Linked DNA regions of Homo sapiens: region 1 is linked to region 2. Evidence: chromatin loops called from intact Hi-C (ENCODE). Cell type or tissue: GM12878. All regions are shown on one strand. Each heading gives the region's core, and the rest is flanking DNA. Links, peaks and the distances in the headings are about the cores only. Region 1 has its middle 30 kb from the start of SNORA88. Region 2 overlaps RCN1 (reticulocalbin 1).

Region 1 (2,914 bases), core at 214-2,713, 68 kb after region 2:
GCCACATGGGTTTCAGTGTTCCTAATGAACTGTTAACAAGCTGTCAATTACACGCACAAATTAGGAGAGATGACATGGAGAGGTTTCTATCACAGAGTGTACTCCTAGGCTGCAAACTACAGACCCTTAGGGCCGAGGGCCTTGCCTTTGGACTTTCCAATGATCCCTTTGACCCATATGGGAAAATCATTGCAATTAGGTCCTGGTTTTGGAGGGGAGGGAGGTTTGAAGACCTAAGTTAAAAGTAAATTTTTTTTTTTTCTCACTCCAAGTGCTGAAAATTCTCTTGGTTTCTAGCAAATCAAACAGTTAATTCTCTGCTGCAACATGTAAACCTGTTTAACTTAAATGGGTGCTGACAGAAGACTTCATTCTGTGCGACTTTTATTGTCATTTCTTTTCCAGCCAATTGGCTCTGTAGCCTTTCTGCTGTTTATCAAGCCCCTCTTTGGGCTTCCGGGAATAAACTCCACACAAAGGAAGAAAACTGTGCAAGCAAATAACAAACTTTCAGTGTAATTATTCCTGCTCTCTGCCTGTCACTCCTTCCCAAGAGAATCTCCAGAAAGTCCCACTTATTCGAGGAGCTCTCAATCTCCCTGGCCTGTTTGAAGTCAGGAATGTGATGCTAGGGGAATGGTTTAGAGCGCCGTCGGCAGTGCTGAGGAAAGCCAAGTAGGCTGGCACATTCTGGGTGGCGGCGTGCCGTTCTCTAGGACACAAAGGGACATGAAAGGTTTTCCGCAGACCCGAAAGAGAAAGGAAACAAAAATCAGAAGTGCTCCCTTGGTGAGAATTGTTGGCAGGGCTCCTCTCACAGAAATCGGATAACAAAAAGACCAGTTACTGGTTAACTTTAAGAAAGAGCCAGCCACGCCAGGGGAAGGGCGCACATTAATAGTGAATGAAATGACCGTGTGCACGGCTTTGTGGTCAAAGGATCCGTGGGAGATTCTGGAAAGGAGGCTGCCCAGAGGGGCTGTCCCTAAACACACGGGGCTGATGGGCCACAGTTGTTCCCATTTCACTCCCATAACGTCAATCGTTTCCCCAGAAAGCCATGGGAGACTCTGTGGGCTGGGCCCTCAGATTTGCAGGGCTGATTCCTGGCCAGCTTAGGTACCCTGTGACTCAGTTTCCTACCTGCTGAAGAACTGGAATGAGGCTGACAATCCCAAAATGAAAGGAGATGCCCAGTGGCAGGATCCCTGGTCCCAGATGCAGAGGCTAGGACTGGCTGGGAGGGCTGTGGCCGGCAATCAGGACGCTGGAGGCTCCGATGGTTTCTTCCCTTTCTGGGGCACTGCTGCCTCCTGCTGTCCTGCCTATTAAATCTCAGGTTTCTCCCTCCACCCGGCTAATCAATCACCACCACCCTCTCCCTGGAGACTTTTCCTTGTGTCACCCAGGGTGCCATCACACATCAGGTCCCTCTTCAAGTCTGATCTTAGGTTCTCACTCTACTCTATCCTGCTGTAAGGGAGGAGTCCTGAATTTGGATTCTGAAGGCTCAGGCTCAAGTCCAAGCTCTGCCACTCACTGTGTAACAAGGAATATATTTCTTCATCTTGATGAACTTTGCTTCCTCTTCTGAAAACAGAGATTGGGGAGGATGAAGTCTCTGTGAGGTCCAAGTGAGATCATGGGAAAACTCTGTAAACCAGAAGGCAGTCAACCAGAGGTTTAATTTTATTATTTACTTATTATTTATTGAAACAGGGTCTTACTCTATTGCCCAGGCTGGGTGCAGTGGTGTGATCACAGCTCCCTGCAGCCTCAACCTCCAGGGCTCAAGCAATCATCCCACCTCAGCCTCCTGAGTAGCTGGGACTACAAGAGATTGCCACCACACCCAGCTAATTTTTATTTATTTATTTATTTATTTATTTATTTATTTAGTAGACACAGGATCTCCCTATGTTGCCCAGGCTGGTCTTGAACTCCTGGGCTTGAGAGATGTTCCTGCTTCAATTTCCCAAAGTGTTGAGATTACAGGCATAAGCCAGCAAGGCCAGCCTTAAACCAGAGGTTTTAAATTTGCCTCTATCTCTCTCTTTTACTCTTTTAGCAGTGGAACCCTCTTTTCCAAATTAGATCTTAAGTGGAGCCCCAAAAAGGCAGAGCGTTCTGGTAGAAGCAGGGGCAGAGCCCCCAGCCCCTTGGCCACACCCTCCAGGTTCTGGTCCCTACCCCATTGCTGGAAAACCACTGCCCTTGAGGAATATTCACTATTAACTATTAGCAATCGAAAGTATTTTGAAAATAAAGCCCCATGCTATTACTGAAAACATGAATAAGAAGATTAGAAGACAGCCAAACAATGCCCTTCAAAATGTCTGTCCACCTCCTTTTCTTTTTTCTTTCCTTTTTTTTTTTTTTGTTTGAGACGGACTCTCTATCTGTCGCCCAGGCTGGAGTGCAGTGGTACGATCTCGGCTCACTACAACCTCCGCCTTCCGGGTTCACACCATTCTCCTGCCTCAGCCTCCCAAGTAACTGGGACTACAGGCGCCCGCCACCACGCCCAGCTAATTTTTTGTATTTTTAGTAGAGACGGGGTTTCACCATGTTAGCCAGGATGGTCTCTATCTCCTGACCTCGTGATCTGCCTGCCTCGGCCTCCCAAAGTGCTGGGATTACAGGCGTGAGTCACCGCGCCCAGCCCTTTTTCTTTTTTCTTTTCTTTTCTTTTTTTTTTTTTTTTTTTTGAGACAGGGTCTCATTCTGTCACCCAGGCTGGAGTGCAGAGGTACAATGGTGGTTCACAGCAGCCTGACTGCCTCAGCTCAGGTGATTCTCCTACCTCAGTCTCCCAGGGTAGCTGGGACTACAGGTATGTACCACTATGCCCGGCTAATTTTTTGTATTTTCTATAGAAACAGGGTTTCACCATGTTGCCCAGGCTGAACTCGAA
Region 2 (2,914 bases), core at 230-2,729:
TTTCTCTCAAAACACGTGAAAACCTTGGTAAATTGCAATTCTTTCTGGGGATATATTGGTACAACATGACTTAAAACTTTTTTTTTTCTATTAAAACTTAAAGGGGAACAAAACTTGAAAAAGCCCTGTTCTTCAGAAGGTGAGTGGGTTGAGGGAGGCAGTAATATGAAGTGACTGCTGTGTATTTTAACTACCAGATTTTTTATATTTGCCACTGTTAAATAGTTGGAAAGGGGAAATTCTGATTAAGCGAAAGTGGTATCATCCTAGGTAAGCTTATTTCAGAACAAGTCTAATATTTCAGATTCTTTCTTTTCGACTTTATACTCTGAGTTATTACTTACTGTAAGTGGTGTATATGAAACCTCCATGCATTTTCCAGTATGGATCTGCTAATATGCACAGTAAATCCATGTCTTTGTTTGTTTTTCTATTAAAAAGCAATCAAGAAAGATAATGTGAAAAAGAAAGGAATTTAGAGGTAGGGAAAAGATGAATGTCAGACATTTGAAGAACTATAGTAAAATGATAAACACTAAATATACTTGAGAAAACTTTCTTAATATGCCAATGAGGTAGGCCTGATCTTTGAAATAGTGAATAGGAATACAATGCATTTCCTCAGTGATCACTGATTAGAATGAGTTGGTGGGATCCTTGGGAAGCCAAACGGAGCGGAGTTCTGGATCATGTCCCATCCAGTCCAGTGAATCCACGACCCGCAGACCTGTCCCCCCGCAACAGCTTATACCATGGAATGAGGACAAGGTGATACTCTGAGCTGTGGACTGAACTGGCAGACACAACCTGTACAGATTGAAATTTCACCTTGTAAGGAGGAAGTGAATGAAATAAAGGATCCCCCTAAGGATTTTCTACTGTGTCCTGTGGTGTTTGACTTCACAGATGCTATTTGTGACATTATTCATATAGCATAAAACAGTGGGGTTGGATCCCATGAATAACATTATAAAGGTTCTGGGGTTTTTTTTCATCCAATTACTAGAATGTTCAGAATAGACTCATATTTACTAATTTAATAAATGTATGTACTTAATGCCTTTACTTTTCTAGGTCATTTTAACTATAAAATCTTCCTGAAAAAGGTTGCACCTGGAAAATCTGGACTTCTTCCCTGGGCCTATGAGGCGCTGTAGGAGGAGGCCTATGGGATCTGGCCCCTACCAGCAGTAGCATCATCTCCTTACCACTGTCCCTTTCATACCGCCTATAGTCTGGCCCCAGAGACTTTCTAGTCCTCAGACACACCAAGGTCATTCCCAGGTTGGGCCCTTTGCACTTGCTGCCCCCTCACATTCAGAATACCCATCTCTCACGCCCTCGGGTAACACATGGTACTTCCTCAGGGGGGCTTTCCAGACCCCACTATTTAAAGTAATCCCAACTCGAATCTCGGTTTCACATCCCCATTTTATTTTCTTCTTGGCATGCATTACTATTTGTATTCATTTCCATGCCTTCTGTCCAAATTGCCACAAAGTGGGGGATTTACAGTGACAGAAACTTACACGGTTCTGGAGGCCAGGGTCTGAAGTCAAGGTGTCAGCAGGGCTGCTCTGCCTCTGAAGGCACTAGGGAAAATGCCTCCTTGCTTCTTCCAGCTTCTGGTGACTCCTTGGAGTTCCTTAGCTTGTGGCTACATCACTCCACTGCGTCATCTCTGCCTCTGTCTTCACAAGGCCTTCCTCTCCTTTCTCTGTGTCTCCCCTTGGTGTGTCTTTTATAAGCACACTTGTCATTTGATTTAGAGCCCACTTGGATTATCTAAGATGGTCTCATCTTGAGGTGCATAATTACATCATCCCTTTTTCCAAGTAAGATCACATTCACAGGTTCTGGGGGTTAGCAGGTGGATATATCTTTTGGTGGGGGGCCTTCATTCAAGCTAACCTACTACACCACTTGACATTATATTGTTTGGACATTGCTTGTCTCTCCCAAGCTAGAATATAAACCATGAGACCAGCAGTCTCGTTTTCTGATTTACTGCTGTTTCCCGGGACTGCGAACAGTAGAGTCTATTAGCAATAAATGCTCAGGAATTATTTGCTGAATGAATGAGAGGCTGATGGCTTTAATCAAAGGGAATATCTCTCAGGGAAAAAAATTCTGTAAAAAATATTAAAATAGCTAACAATTGCTAAATGGGAACTTTGAGCGATTTGCCCAAGATTCCACAATGATTAAATGGCAAGGCAAGACATCAACTCCAGGTGTTCCTGGCTCCAAAGTTCTCTTCCATTTAGCTTTAAGTTTTGCTGCTCCAAATCTCAAAATTTCATATGTTTTCTCTTTATTTCTTTGCTCATCCACAGCATATGATTATGTGGTAAGGAAATGAGAATAACTCCGCTTTACTAGAAATAAGCATATGGCTTTTTTTTTAAAGCAATGAGAAGCTGTTTTTTAAAAAATGAGAAAATAATATTGTGTAACCTAATTATAAGCATAACAATTTAAAAGGTGATGACATTATTTTTCACCTCCAAAAAGGAATATAGTTGATTTATTATTGTATGTAGTAAGACATTAAATATATTTGGAGCATTAACTTTTTCCTTTCAAGTCAGTGCACATTGGAAGACTAACCCTGAACGATACTAGAGCTTCTGGGGCTGAATTTAACACTAAAGAATGAAAACCTTAGCTAGGGGCAAAACTGTTAACATGGTGATTTGTAAAACCTTAGATTTCTAATAAGGTCTGACTGTTTCAAGGAAAACATATTTTGTTTCTAGGTAACATTTCAAGTCTGATTATGAACAAATGCTACAAAATTGATCTGTAATGGGAAATACTGTAATGTCACAAAGCATTATTTAATGCTTAATGTGACTGAAAGCATTAATTGCTAGGAGCCATTGTCTGTCCAAGCAAAACACAAACACACATT

What was found. Peaks named below come from ENCODE experiments on the same cell type or tissue, not always from the same donor. Only the 100,000 strongest peaks of a DNase experiment are listed, where the experiment ranks them.
Region 1: a loop joins it to region 2, with 7 times the contacts of the local background. A loop is called at or near these places in 8 of 110 quality-filtered maps.

Annotation. Positions count from the first base shown.
Region 1 is chr11:32,172,315-32,175,228 of GRCh38, forward strand. No RefSeq gene overlaps it. Among named protein-coding and RNA genes, the nearest start is that of SNORA88, 30 kb to the left of the region's middle. In GM12878, for the core only: a CTCF peak has its summit at 1,305 (motif pointing left); a DNase peak (open chromatin) is centred at 1,322.
Region 2 is chr11:32,104,662-32,107,575 of GRCh38, forward strand. RCN1 (reticulocalbin 1) reads left to right here. Exons shown (of 6, transcript NM_002901.4): 6 at 1-1,061. Among named protein-coding and RNA genes, the nearest start is that of RCN1, 15 kb to the left of the region's middle. RefSeq lists an enhancer at 1,334-1,603. In GM12878, for the core only: no CTCF peak of the experiment used is centred there; a DNase peak (open chromatin) is centred at 1,470; H3K4me3 peaks cover 1,149 bases; H3K27ac peaks cover 2,227 bases.